2 separate regions of the Homo sapiens genome follow, and region 2 is linked to region 1. Evidence: chromatin contacts called from ENCODE Hi-C or POLR2A ChIA-PET data. All regions are on one chromosome and are shown on one strand. The core of a region is the stretch at or near the end of the contact, and the rest is flanking DNA. Distances in the headings are between cores, read along the strand shown.

Region 1 (7,106 bases), core at 1,154-3,653:
CATCAGTATTAAAAAATGGATCAAAGTTGTTTTTATTTTTGTTTTTAAAGAATGAAAGCAGGCATCTGAAATCTAAAGAGTGCTAACTTACTGAACCCCTACATAGGTGGTTTCATGAAGTCGCTTTGCTTTTTACCAAATGACCAGGAAAGAGGGAGGGAAGTAATCTTTGGAGCCAAACTTAAATGTGACTATTACATGCGGATGCCAAGGCACAGGTTAAAAGTCCATTTAACTTGAGGGCTAAATCTTTATAAATAGTATTTTTATATTGAAGCAAACATGAATATATTACAGAGAGGAAGTCAAATATTTCCATTCAGGGCATTAAGAAGAAATTTAAACTCAAAACAAGCCAGTTAGGTCGCCAGCTCCTGTGTCCAGGGATATGTTTTTACTCTTATTTGTACTTCTGGAAAGTTCAGGGAAAAACTTTCAAGAAGGAAATAGATAATCTTGGCCCCTCTCTCTACATCATGGCTTTTCAGCTTCAGTTCTGTATTAGTCAGTATGGTAACGACTATGGAAGGGAGAAAACATAATTTATTTCTTTGCATTTTTATGTTCTTAGTTGAGACACTCTCCTAAAAACAAAAGTCACAATAATAAAAGAAAAAGAAGCAGAAGTTTATTAACAAGTGCTGTACCTGTCATGTGGGAGAGGCCTCAAAAGTATTTCTCTCTCGAGGCAGTGGCTTAGAGGCTTTGCTTAAATAATGTTTTAACAAAGAGCCATAAATAGTACATAGTGTCAAGACAAAAGAGAGAGACATTCCCGTCTTTGAAAAGGCGGGAGAAAGTGGAAAATAGTAGAATCTATTTCCAGATTCCTCTGGTGCCTCCTGCTGCCTTCTCTGGGCCAATAAGCAAGTGTCCAGTAAGGAAGGATTTATGTCCTGCTGTCAAGCAAATAGAGGCTGAGGCAGAGTGTTCCCCTGCATTTTTAGTGTTTTTAACTTAGCAATCCTCAGTGTTTTGAGGAGAAATGTTTTGGTTTCCTTCAACTGTAACAAGCAAGCTCCAAATCTCAGTGGTTTCACATAACAAAGTTTTAATTTTTTCCTCTGTATCACAATGCAGTAAAGATGGGGATGTAGTATGGTATGAGAGACTGGTCCACACAGTCACTGAGGGATCCAGGTTCCTCCCATCTTGTGGCTCAGCTACCCTCTAGGACTTCAGAGTTCTCTCCTAGATCCTCTGCATCTAGCCAGCAGACAAATAAAGAGAGACTATGTATGATCTCACAGAAGATTTAAGAAGGCAGGCCTGGAAGTGGTGTGCAACACTTCCAGCCACATTTCACTGGCCAGGACTAATTGCATGGTCCCATCTAGATGCAAGGGGGTGGGGAAATGTTGTCTAGCTATGCCCACAGAAGGAGCAGAGCACCCAGATATTGGTGGGCCCTAGCAGTCTCTGTCTCAAATTCCCAATTGGCTCATTCTTTTCAATGTTTTGAGTTCATTCTCCCTCATATACTCCCAGATAGAGTATATGATTACCCACTCATTAATCTATACCAGGTTCCTGGCCAACCTGTAGTTGCTTCATCACAGGCTTCTGTTCTCAAAGCTGCCATGCCACATGTGACCAGGCAGAGGCTGAGTTTTCTGTAGCAGTAGGAAACACGTCTGCAACACACTGTCACCTGGGGGCGGGGAGGGGAAGACCAAGCAGCATTCTCTGGGCATCTCACCTCCACCTTCCATCATATAGTCATACCCCAGCATCATGGGTCATTTTATAAAAGCAACTTCCCCAGCTTCTGTTGTTCACCCTTCTTTCTTAGAAGAGCTCAGAAAACTGTCCATGGAACCAGAGAAGGGCACAGCCCCCCACATCCCTTCCAATGAGACCTAGAACTCCCCAACTCTAGGCATCACGTCTCCCTCTCAGTCAGAGCAAAAGATTCCAAAAAGAAAAGATTCCAAAAAAGAAATCAAATATCTGTGGGCCTGTGGGCCTCAGCAGGTCACCAAACAACCCAGGACCAGTCTGAGTTTCCTTGTTTAGGCTCAGCAATGGTCATCTCATAAATGATCTGTAATGTCCTTCATTACAGATGGAGAAAAAAATGCATGAGTGCATGAGGGTGGTTTATAACAGTGGCAGCATACAGAGCGACCTGGCAGCTTTGTGGCCACACAATGATGGCTACAGTATGAGGAAGAGAGAACAGGGCTGGCTTTGGCATAGGAACCAAGGGGAAACGGCAGATCCCAGGGGCGTTCTTTAGGAAACGGCAGCAAGCCTGCTGATAGATGAAATGCATCGGAGTCCTTGGCAAAGTGGTTTCTATTGAATCTGAAATTGTTTGGGCTCTTTTGAAAATACTGGTGTTAATCCAAGTCTGTTGTTGCCACTGCATTTTCATTTCCTCTTCTCTCTTATATTTCTTGTTGCTTACATTAGTCCTGAATGGTTTACCTGCCATTTTTTACATAAGCAAATATTTTTAACCTCAGTGAGGTCACATCCTAACATTATTAACAGACCTTTTGTTCATTTTGAGTAAGAGAGAAAACTCCATTTTTCACATAGATCTTCATTAGACTTGAATAGAAAAAAAATGATTTGGTTTTCTCCTTTAAGATGTATTAAGCATCATATAATGCTACCATTCATTGGGGGTTCAAGTGATTTTGATGGAGCAGTGAATGAAGGGAACATCCACCCCAAACTGCTCCTCTCTTTATCCTTTGCCTTTTATTATCCTCCTTCCACACTACTGCCCCCAAAGAAAGTCACCCCACAAGTCAGTGAAAATCTGCCGTGGAACCTTCCTGAAATGGCACAGAGTCTATTCTCTTGCTCCATGGCAAATCTGTCATCCAGCAGTTGGTCATTTTTCCTCACCTATATAATGAAGCTTAAGATTTATTACAAACTTGGTCCAAAGCCTAATTTCTGTTCATAAAACCCTGTCATTCTTGGATGAACTATGCTGTTTTAGGGCCAAGATTGTAATGAAACACTGGCTTGGCTGTTCCCAACGGTGGGATTTAGGAAATCTAAGAGATGCTGTCTTCAACAGTGAACAAAGAGGTTTAGATCACCTGGAATCACTGGCTCTGAGCTGTTGGTGGAGTTAGCCTCCTTTTGTCCACAATGCTCACATTTCCAAGCCTGGATCCTCACATCTATTGAACAACTCATCTTGAGATGGGTCCCATGCCCTTATTTCAGATCTTTTGAAATTAAGTGGAAAGGAAGTAATCATCTTCCTTCCTTATCCTGCTGCCTTGGAACAGTTTTTCACCTCACAGCAGCAAATCTGTGGCAGCCACTTACTTCATTCATCTCCAGATGGGTCCCTTTATCTATAAATGTGTTACTGTAACATTTTCTAGACCATAAATGGCTGAAGACATCAGACAGAGCTGGCATAGAATGTAATAAAGAGTAGGGATTTTGCTTTATTCAACTTTATATGTTCTGTAGGCCTCAGTACCTAGTGGGTACTAAATAGCAGGTGGATGAAATAATGTAATAATGAATTTGCTACTGATTTTTCACCTGGAAAGACATTAAGGCACTTTACACAGTCTCCACCATCTTTTAGGGTTTTGAAGTTTGTGCTTGTATTTCAAAAAAGAAATCATAAATAAAAGAAACAACTTGGACCTTAGACAAAGCCAGAAAAACTCAGCTCTGAAATAAGTCGTGGCAACAACCCAGCCATTGATTTCTTTACCTGGAAATTTACAGGAATAATGAGTTGCTGCCTCCATAATGATTGCAAATTGCTGCTTCTCAGTCACTTAGCTTAGACAAGCTAATATTTTCTCTAACCCCAAACCAAGATGGTCAGAGCCACAGAACAATATATTGTAAGAAGAGAGGTGTGCCACACAACATTCCTTAAAGCGTGTTCCACCTAGCAGCATCACTGGGACCTATCAGGGTCAGAGTGTTCAGTGGCCAAGTGAATTTAGTTCACATCGCATATTATAAATACCCCCATCTTGGACATGTATGATGATGCACTGTTGCATATTACAGACTCTGAGAAGTTGACCTGCTAAAGAGATTTGATCACAGAATCCTATTTTCAAATAATGTCTATTACCTTTGGACAGAAGCTACTTTAAGAAAACACTGCTCTGCCCTGAAGGTCATCAATACCATTTTCATAAAGGTGAAGCAGGGATTTGCAACCTGCAATGTGTTTGTGCCAGAAATGGCATGCAGGCCCCTGGCTACCAATACATATTCCCTTCTCATGAAAGGTGACCCTGACCATCTGCCGTAGGAGTGTAGGCCAGAAGGACCACAAAGTAGGAAGCTTGACAAAGGCTGGCAACCCTGAGGTACAGCCAATAAGCCCCGGCTCAGGTTGAGTGTGCACTCATTCCTAGAGTTACAGCAACGTTCTGTTGGTCAGGCTGGACCCTTGGCCAGCCACAGGAATGGGCCACAGCCCTGGAAGCACATCTGACACTTACATCAGGGGCAGATCAGAGACTGGTGCATTTCCTGTAAATATTGGATTTGGGAAAATATTTGTGTTATTTGCTGTTACTTTGAAATAAGTCTACAACCTGTTAGACTAGATGGGGAAATATACATAGTTTTCACTATAAATTTCAAATAGTCTTACGGAGTCCTGATAAGATAAGTAAGCAACAATGAGGAAGGAGCCCCAGGTTGGGGAGAACAATGACCAATTTTTCTGAGAGATGGCTAGTCACAAACAACTGGTGGGCACAATGACATTGTTCCACATGTAGCCCCCTTCAGCATGACCCTATAAAACTTCCCTCCAGCCCCTGCCTATTTGCAGACAGTCACTTCTCTGTTGTGCTGCTCATTGCAACCTTGCAACGTATTTTCATAGCTTCTCTAATAAATCTGCCTTTCTTTATCTACAACTGTCTTGGTAAATTCCTTTATGGCCCATGACACCAGCCCCAGCTATTCGCACCTACAATATTTCTTTGGCTCTTACAGGGACCTCTCTCCCCTTTCCCTTTCTCTCTTCCAACTGGGGACCCTTCGTGGACAGCACACAAAAACAGAAACAACTGACAGTCTCTGGCAGGGCTATACCCTGATGAAGCTAGAAGGTGTCCATGTGGAAGCATCTTACCACCATCACCTGATCAGATGAGGGACCTTAGTTCAGTTTCTCCTTTTCAGTCTTCCAGCAGCCAACGTCTAGTATCCCTTTGTCAACTTACAGTAACTGGTCAGGGCTGCTCTCTGGTGTTGCCTGAAGTCCAGGGGGTAAACAGGGTTGGCTGTCTTTCCCAGAAGGGAATAAGGCTCTCTCTTATCCTTTCTAGTCAAAAGCCCCCAATCCTTACTTATAGCATGATTGGTGGTGAAAGCTCAACCAAGACAAACCTGCACATGTTCTGGGGAACTCGGACCACCTCTTTCTCACTCTAAATTCTCCCATGAAGACAGCCAGACTTCCTGCTCCAGGTGTTCCCAAATCAGGTGATCTCAAGTGGCCACAGAGCAGTGAGTCTCCCCATTCCTCTCCCCTCTTCTAGGTTGCTTTCCAGCTGAGTTCTCCCTTCACCCTCATTCCTCATGCCTGGACTGGCCATACAGCGTAAGGCCCTACGCCAGGAGATCCTTCCTAATAGGTGGGACACCCCTCTAGGAATGCATCTGAGAAGTCCCCCAGTGGACTTGAGTGGAACCCCTTTCTTCAGTGGGATGCCTGCCCCAAGAGAAAGTGCGACTTGTGTCCCACTCTAGTAGACATCATCCTCAGTTGCTTGTCGTTTTCTAGTCTCACCATGGGACAAACCCCATCTTTTCATTCAGAGCCACCTCTGGGTTACATTCTAAAACATTAGGATAAATTTAATCCTCAGATTCTCAAAAAGGAGCATCTAGTTTTCTTGTGTAACACAGCATGGCCCCATTGCAGGAAGTCCTCAAATTAGCCTCCTCAGTTTTTTATAACTGAGAGCAGAATAGGGAGGACAGGGCTAAGAAGAAAGAAAAACAAAGGGACAAGAGGCAGGCTCAGCTGCTGGCTGCTTTACAAGCCCCCAGCCCCTTCCAGGTTGCCCTAAGAACATCCCTCCAGGTAACTGCCACCAGTGCAGAAGGCCAGGCCACTGGAAAGCAAACTGACCCAAAGGAATAAACGGAAAAAGCCCTCTGTGTCTTGCCCCCTCTGTCACAAGCTTGGCCACTGGAAACAAGACTGCCCTGAGAGCTGAAGTGTCCCTGGGACAGAATTCCAACCTCTGATGGCCCTGAGAGAAAGGGGCTCTCTGCTCCAGCTGGCTTCCAAATCAAACATTATCATCAACAAGACAAAGCCAAGGACAACCCTAGAGATGGAAAGTAAAATGATAAATTTCCCTTTTGGGTTCAAGAGCTGCCTACTCTGTACTAATCTCCTTCTCTGAGCAACTCTCCTCCAAATCCTGTTGGGTAATTGGAGCAAATGACACCCCCTCCCTCCAAAAGAAAAGATTCACATTTCTTTATGTTACTGAAGGGTCCAATTACCATTCTCCCAAGTCCCCAGTAATGTCTAAATACTTCATACCCCTTTGGGACGGAAATATACTTTCCAAGATGGGTGCCTGCTTTAATATTTGCCCAACCTCTGCATTCATCTTTCCCTCTAATAGTCCTATTTCTCCCAGGAAAGCTACCTAAATCTTTAACCAATAACTTCAACCTAAATAGTCCTACCTAACTCAGGGTTTTAAAAATAGCTCACACTTATTCAGACAAGTCCTAGCAAGAATCTAACCCAACAATTTCTTGAGGGGGGATAACCTACAGTATGTAGATCACCTCCTCATTTGCTCCCCCTTCATGGACAATATGTATTAACACAGCAATATGCAGTACAAACCTTAACTTCCTAACAAAATAAAATAATTTTTGTCTAATTCAAAGGTTATTTAAAGGTTTTATATTAAACAAGATCAAAGGAATCAGGAAATAAGAGAGACATAAAAAAGTTATAAAAGTAAAGAGGTATTTTTTGGTAAGGAAGGTTGTAGAAAAGAGGATTTATATAAGAAAGGATCTTGTATGGTAAATTCTTGGCCTAAAGTAAAATGACTGGTTGTTTTAAAAAGAGGGATGTTTAGGACAAGACAGAAAGTCCAAGTGTGTCATAG
Region 2 (7,106 bases), core at 3,412-5,911, 52 kb before region 1:
TGCTAGCTTCCACCTTTTCTTCTGCAACTTTTTCACTTCTCTCTGTCTTCAAAGAATGGAAGAGAGATAGGGCCTTGCTCTGGACAAGGCATTGGCTTAGGGAAATATTGTGACTGGCTTGATTTTCTATCCAGATCAGTCAAACTTTCTCTATATCAACAATAAGACTCTTTTGCTTTCTTATCATTCATGTGTTCACTGGAGTAGCACTTTCAATTTCCTTCAATAACTTTTCCTTTGCATTCACAACTTGGCCAACTGTTTTGTGCAAGAGGCCTTGCTTTCAGCCCATCTTGGCCTCCCACATACCTCCCACTAAGCTTAATAATTTCTCCCTTTTGATTGATAGCGAGAGATGTGGCGGGGCATGGTGGCTTACGCCTGTAATCCCAACATTTTGGGAGGCCAAGGTGGGTGGATCACTTGAGGTCAGGAGTTCAAGACCAGCCTGGCCAACATGGTGAAACCCTGTCTCTACTAAAAATACAAAAATTAGCTGGATGTGGTGGCACATGCCTGTAGTCCCAGCTACTTGGGAGGCTGAGACAGGAGAATTGCTTGAACCTGGGAGGTGGAGGTTGCAGTGAGCCGAGATTGCACCACTGCACTACAGCCTGGGCCTCAGAACAAGACTCCATCTCAAAAAAAAAAAAAAAAAAAAGAAAGAAAAAAGAAGATGAGATGTGTTCCTCTTCCTTTACTTGAATATTTAAAGGCCATTGTATGGTTATTAATTGTCCTAATTTCAATATTGTTGGGTCTCAGGAAATAGGGAGGGCCAAGGTAAGGGAGAGATGGAGGAACAGGCAGTCAGGGGAGCAGTTAGCACACATACATTTATTAAGTTCTCCATCTTATATGGCTCCCCAAAACAATAAAACAGTAACGTCAAAAATCACTAATCGGCCAGGTGTGGTGGCTTATGCCTGTTAATCCCAGCACTTTGGGAGGCTGAGGCGGGTGGATCACCTGAGGTCGGGAGTTTGAGACCAGCCTGACCAACATGGAGAAACCCTGTCTCTACTAAAAATACAAAACTAGCCAGGCATGGTGGCACATGCCTGTAATCTCAGCTACTCGGGAGGCTGAGGCAGGAGAATTGCTTGAGCCCGGGAGGCAGAGGTTGTTGCGAGCCAAGATCACGCCATTGCACTCCAGCCTGGGCAACAAAAGCGAAACTCCATCTCAAAAAAAAAAAAAAAAAAAAAGAAAAGAAAAAGAAAAAAATCACTGATCATAGTTCACCATAACAAATGTAATAATGAAAAAGTTTGAAGTATTGTGAGAATTACCAAAATGTGACACAAAGACATGAAATGAACACAAGCTGTTGGAAAAATGGCACCAATAGACTTGCCTGATGCCAGGTTGCCACAAACCTTCAATTTGTATATATAAAAAAAAAAGTAGTAAGCAGTATCTAGGATGTGCAATAAAGCGAAATGCAATAAAACAAGGTATGCCTGTATATCGAACAACTGGTTCAGCCCAGGTGTTGATCAATGAGAATTGTTCTCTGCCTATAAACAGCCATGAAGACAGCCATGCACACAGAGCGCGTTACCTTGGAGAAGCATGGCGCCAGCCAGAGAGTTGGCATTTGCAGGCAGCATTCGGAAGATATGCTTATACTCGATAAAAACAGAACTGTCTGTAAATGCTAAAGGACTTTTGAGTTAGTGCAACTGCTTCTTCCGGATTCATGACTCCACGCTGACAGTGCCCAGCACGTGCCTTGTCCTTAAGAAAGGCATGGGCCAGGGTGTGCTCTCCTGGCCCATGAGGACACCTTGGTTCTCACCCCTCCCCAATTTCAACCCTCTGGACTCTACAACTAAGGCTTCTTCAGTTTGGTCCATTTTTTTGTACTAAAATATACCCTCCAAAAAGTGATTATTTGGAGGCTCGTGCAATTTGTTTTTGGCATGTAGGGTCAACAAGGGCTATTCTTCATCCCTGTTGATTGGAAAGAAAAACAATAAAGGAAAAGTGTCCAGCCAGCCAATGATGATTATATATGCCTCTTGAACGAAATGTGGGTATCTTAGAACTGTTCCCAATGTGTGTTCCTGGATCTTCTGCCTATATTCAATCCCCAGGTTTGATTCCAGGACACCCCCATGAGACCTACAGAATGGGAACCTTTAGCTAAAAAGACCAGTACTCTACTTTTTGAAATAAAGTTCGCAAACTTGAGGCTTAGGAGCATTTGGTCATTCTGCCCAAAGACTTGGCCTTTCCTTGAACAGATTTCTTAACAATGAAATCTTGAAAATTCAAAACATTAGCTTTCTTGGTCACCTTCATAGTGGAATTTAATCACAGACAAAACAGATATGAGATAAAGAAGTAAATACTGGCCCAAATGTCACTGAATACAAGGCTGATTGCTGGTTACAGTCCTGGAGGACAAACAATTCGTTTGCTTCTGTGTCATTCAGTCCAGTCAACATTGATTATTCCTATTTATAGAAAATCAAGGGTAGATGATACCACAGAAGAGATCATCGAGGATGTTTCAGTCTGATCTCTGGAATGCACTCAAGGTCACTGTGTGACTCAGGGACTTGGTCTCACTTTGTCCCTGGCTTTGGCCCCTCTTCAGACTCTCACCAACTCAGCAGATAGGAAGGCGTCATGGATGAAAGAGTCCTGTTCATCCCAGATCTATTTACAGAATTAGGCTAGTGAGGTTAAAAACTATGGACTTTGGGCTCAGACAAACCAAGTTCAAATTCAGACTTTGATGGTTAACAATTGGGGACCTTGACCAAGTGGTTTGTCTTCTTTGAGCTTCAGATTGCCCTTATTTTAAATGGCTATAACACTTCCAACCTCATAGAATTCCTAAGAGGATTGAATAAAATGATGTACATGGAAGCATCAAACACAGTTCCTAGCACGCAGTGTACCCTTAGTAAATGTTAGTGCAATTCTAGTTAAGAAGCTGAGTAAACTTCCAACACTTAGCATTACCTCTTCTAGCCAAAGTAAGTTAATCATTGACTGTCAAAACCAGGTCACAGAAGATCTAGGAAACAATAACAGGGTTGTCCTTCAGCTCAGTGTTTTAAAGCAGACTTTGAAATTTTATGACAAGTATGCATTATGGACATAAAAAAAAAAAAACAATTTCACACCGAAAAATAGGAAGCACATTATCTCAGAAGAAAGAACAACTGACAATATGCACACTCACACACTCACACACAGACACACAGACACATGCACCACATTATCTTTATTTTTCTCATTGGCTACAGATCAGACCGGATTAGACTTGGTCCTGTGGGGAGGCACTGTTCTAGAAGTAACACCGAATCTGTCTTCTCCGGCTATAGAACACCAGGAGTCAGGGCATCTAGCAACCTTCCATGGGACCCAGCAAAAGAGGCATCACAAACTGCTGGCAAGCCTGCATCTCCATACTGCCCAGAGGCCAGACATCTCCATGGAACTGACAGGGCAGCAGTCACAAATTCTAACCACCCCGTGCTAGATTTCTCTAGGCATGTGGAGAGCCAGGTGCTCTTTCCATTTCGCATGTGAAAAAACTAAGACATAAAGAGGTTAAAGGATTTTTCTAATTAACATTGATTCAGTGGTGAAAATAGGACAAGAAAGCACATTTTAAAGCTGGGGCCATTGTTCAAAGATTTGAGGGCAATGTACCCAGCCACCTATCCACTCTGCAGGCAAGACAAACAGAACAAGTAGGGCAACTATAAATCTGCTGGCATCAATCGGCACAACAAAAATAGCACTACTAGTGCCTTTTTTATTCCCAAGAAAATGTGTCCTCTATAGCCAATTATTTAAAGAAAAGTTCACATGTGAGTGATTTTTTTTTTTTTAGATATAAACATGAAGGCCAGGTGCGGCGGCTTACACCCGTAATCCCAGCACTTTGGGAAGAGTGAAGTGGAGGAAGAGGTACATTCAACTACAGAGGAGGAAACTGAGGCCCAGAGGGGAAAAGTGACTTGATTGACAAAAATTGGATTCTGGTCTTTGTTCTGCCAAAGGTTCGTTGTGAGATGGGAACAAGTTTCAGCCTTACGGTCTCAATTTAATGTTTAAACCATTGTGCTTCACATTCTAAGGACTGCTGTCACCAACAGGCTTGCTCAAATGCAAAGCAAAATGCTTTGAATTCATGTGAAGAAAGCTTTTGTAGTGAGTCAAAGCCTTATTGTTGACAAACAGTTATAGGACAAGCTACATTTGGGAGTGATGATATTTTCTGCTGCTAGTGTCTGTCCTTCAGGAGTCAGGTGAGCACTGCAGGTAGAGATAAGAGACAAGTTTCACCTGCTCAAAAATGTCTCTTTCCCCCATCGACATGTGCCAGGGCCTGCAATTCCTACCATCTGTCTCATCTTTGGGTTAAGACAGTGCTTTCATTCATTTGTTCATCCATGTATTTAACCAACGGTTATTAACCTGAGCCCCTGCTGTGTACCAGGCAGGTACCAGGTGTACGGTGGCACAGTGCCTTCATGAAATCTGTCATCTACTGAGGGAGATGTTTGTACTTTCTGCTAAGATCTATGACGGAAAAGAGAATAGCAGAGGGCTCAGTTGGGGAAAGAGACTTGGAAGCTGTTGCTGAAGGGCGGAAAGGAGTTAACAGAGTGCTGAGTGGAGGAGAAGATTTCTGGGCAGTGGCAGCAGCATTGGCTAGAGGCCAAGGCTGAGGGCAGTGAAGAGCCTGGTGAATTCCAGGAACTGCCCTTGAGGCTGAAACAAAGAATGTGAGAAGGTTAGTTGTTGTAGGAAATAAATTGGAGACTTTACCAGGGTTGGTATCTGCAGAAAGTAAATTTTTACCATAAGAATGTTGCCTTGAGTATGATATATGCAGCCACTGGCTAACTTGGCAGGAATGATTGCCTCAAGTTGGCTGGTCTCAGTAGGCAAGTGACAAAGGGTAGATCTGAGGTGGGCAGAAGGAGAAGGGAGGGAACACTGGGAAGGAGCTCCACCCCACCCAGAGGGCCTAGGTCTGGGGTGAAGACTGGTGCAGCAAGGAGTGGGAAGCCTGTTGGGGTGTGAGCCCCACACTGACATGGCTGAGTCACTTCCTAGACGGGGACTTACTGAGGCTGTCTAAGCAACCACACACTCCATGGGGCCTGGTTCTGAAATGGAAGTATAGCCGTGGCGTCTTGAAGCTGACCAGGGAGGTAGTCTAGTCCAAGTTGCTCATTTTACAGGTTATGACTCTATGACCTAATTCAAGTGAAGTGAAAGCCACAGCTGGTTGTGTTGAGCTTTGAAGACTGTTCCCTGACTCTCATGCACCATGCCATCTCATCATTGATCGTGAGCATCTCCATGTAGTTGGAATTAGCTCTCAGGGGCAACTGGGTCATATATGGAGATAGTAGATGCCCAAGAAACACTTGTCAAAATAATATATTTCTCCATATCAGTTTCCTTTAGTTTCTTTTAAAGTGTATACAGATTGAAGACTGAACCAGACCACTATAGTCCCACACTCATACAAACTTGTGATTCATCAACATTCTTCCCAGAAATTGCCATTTTACCAGTGTAAAAACAATATTTTAGATGGAGAATATTTAAGAACATGAAGTACACAAAATGCATCATTCTACCCATCAAAGAAATTGACTAGGATCTGAAACAGGTTTCTAAAACATTAATAAACTATAGGCATTGAGATCTACAGTATGTTCGTTTAAGGGGTGGGAGAAAAATTGGAGCTAGGTGAAGGGGCAAATAATGAATTATTTCACTTCTAGGAGAGATTATATTGAAGAAAAACCTAAAATCAGTATTTTTAACATCATAACAACACAGATAATAGATAACAAGTGGATGATAGGAATTAGTAAAATTCTGGCTCTGAACATGTCCTTTTAGAAGTATAAAGAACACCAGAATGTATTAACATACAGTGTGTGCGTGCGTGTGTGCGTGTGTGTGTGTCTGCATGCGCTCCTGACACATGAGAACAGTGCTGTTTCCATGGCAACGGGGGAAAGTGTGTCTTGCTATGAAGCAATCTTCCTGGATTCAGACACATTTATAAAGATCATGCGCTGGAAGCTGTGAGGGATATATTTGATTCTACTATTCTTTAAATGAGTTAGGCTGTTGTTCCTGCCTCCCCCAGCCATTCTCCTATGCTGGACCTCCAAACTGAGCTTCGAGTACATTCTTTCAATTGTTTCCCCCCATCCAGCCTAGTGACAACCTCCATCACTGTACCATCTACTGTATCCCTTGGGGTTTCTCAAACCTGGCAGTAGGCTATGACAAAGATCCCCCATTGTCATTGCTCCTGAAGCACTGACTCTGTGTGTGTGTGTGTGTGTGTGTGTGTGTGTGTGTATGTGTGTGTGTGTTTTGTAGTAGTTCTTTCTTTCTTCCAAATGTACCTCTAGGAGATAAGTCCTATTCTTATCTCCAGTTTACAGACAGGGGAACTGAAGCTTAGAGAGGCCAGGTAACATCTCCATGGTCACACAACTAGTAAGTGGTAGAAGGGAAATCTGGACCAAGTGGCCTGATTTAGGGCCTATGCTCTTCACTCAGCAGGAGGAGGAGGAGGAGGAGAGGAAGGAAGCAATAGCATAGAGTTTTAAAATGTGAGAAATTTGACTTTATATCCAAGGCTTTTATAGTAGTGGTCCTTGGTCTGTAATGTCTGGCTTCCTTTTGAGACAGCTAAAAAATAAGAGTTTTCATTTTCAGCCCTCTATTTTTATTCTTGGACTTGAGGTTCACAAACCTTTCCCTTTCTTCTGATCCCATTTTTGAGTGTAGACAAAGTTCAGTATAATAGTAAATGTTCCTTTGCCTTAAGTGAGCAAGTTGATTTCTGAGGCTCTGCCCAGACAGCAGTGATTGTGCCTGGGCTTTCTCTCAAAGACATGTAATGTGATTTCTAGCAGTGGCTTCTGATTGAACTTTTATTATTTTTAATAATTCTCACAAATAATTATAATGTGGTATACTTATTTCATTCTCTTGCCTATTAGTGGCTAGAACTTCCAGAAATAGTGATCCTGATTAATAAGAATGCCTCAACTATTAGGCAAAAACCACAATTACTTTTGTACCAACCTAATATTTAA

The links. Hi-C counts contacts between places; a loop is a spot of excess contacts on that map. ChIA-PET counts read pairs that join two places held with the same protein, here RNA polymerase II (POLR2A).
Region 2: a map with no recorded cell type shows a loop between it and region 1 (2.4-fold over the local background). The contact joins two enhancer-like sites. A Hi-C loop is called at or near these places in 2 of 168 maps with a recorded cell type or tissue (aorta and vagina) and 1 of 37 single-sample maps with no recorded cell type. POLR2A ChIA-PET finds 5 or more read pairs at or near these places in 4 of 52 experiments (GM12878, PC-9, activated T-cell and 1 more).

The regions. Positions count from the first base shown.
Region 1 is chr7:30,196,633-30,203,738 of GRCh38, reverse strand. LOC124901607 (a long non-coding RNA gene) reads right to left here. Exons shown (of 3, transcript XR_007060274.1): 1 at 1-7,106. Among named protein-coding and RNA genes, the nearest start is that of MTURN, 65 kb to the right of the region's middle. Within about 2 kb of position 2,403, at least 4 of the 41 ENCODE cell types and tissues checked have a DNase peak (open chromatin) inside an H3K27ac peak, as active enhancers do.
Region 2 is chr7:30,251,031-30,258,136 of GRCh38, reverse strand. The region is part of intron 2 of LOC124901607 (a long non-coding RNA gene); the gene reads right to left. LOC105375218 (a long non-coding RNA gene) reads left to right here. Exons shown (of 4, transcript NR_136267.1): 3 at 3,857-4,025. Among named protein-coding and RNA genes, the nearest start is that of ZNRF2, 30 kb to the left of the region's middle. RefSeq lists a cis regulatory region at 2,994-3,007 and an enhancer at 2,929-3,073. Within about 2 kb of position 4,661, at least 15 of the 41 ENCODE cell types and tissues checked have a DNase peak (open chromatin) inside an H3K27ac peak, as active enhancers do.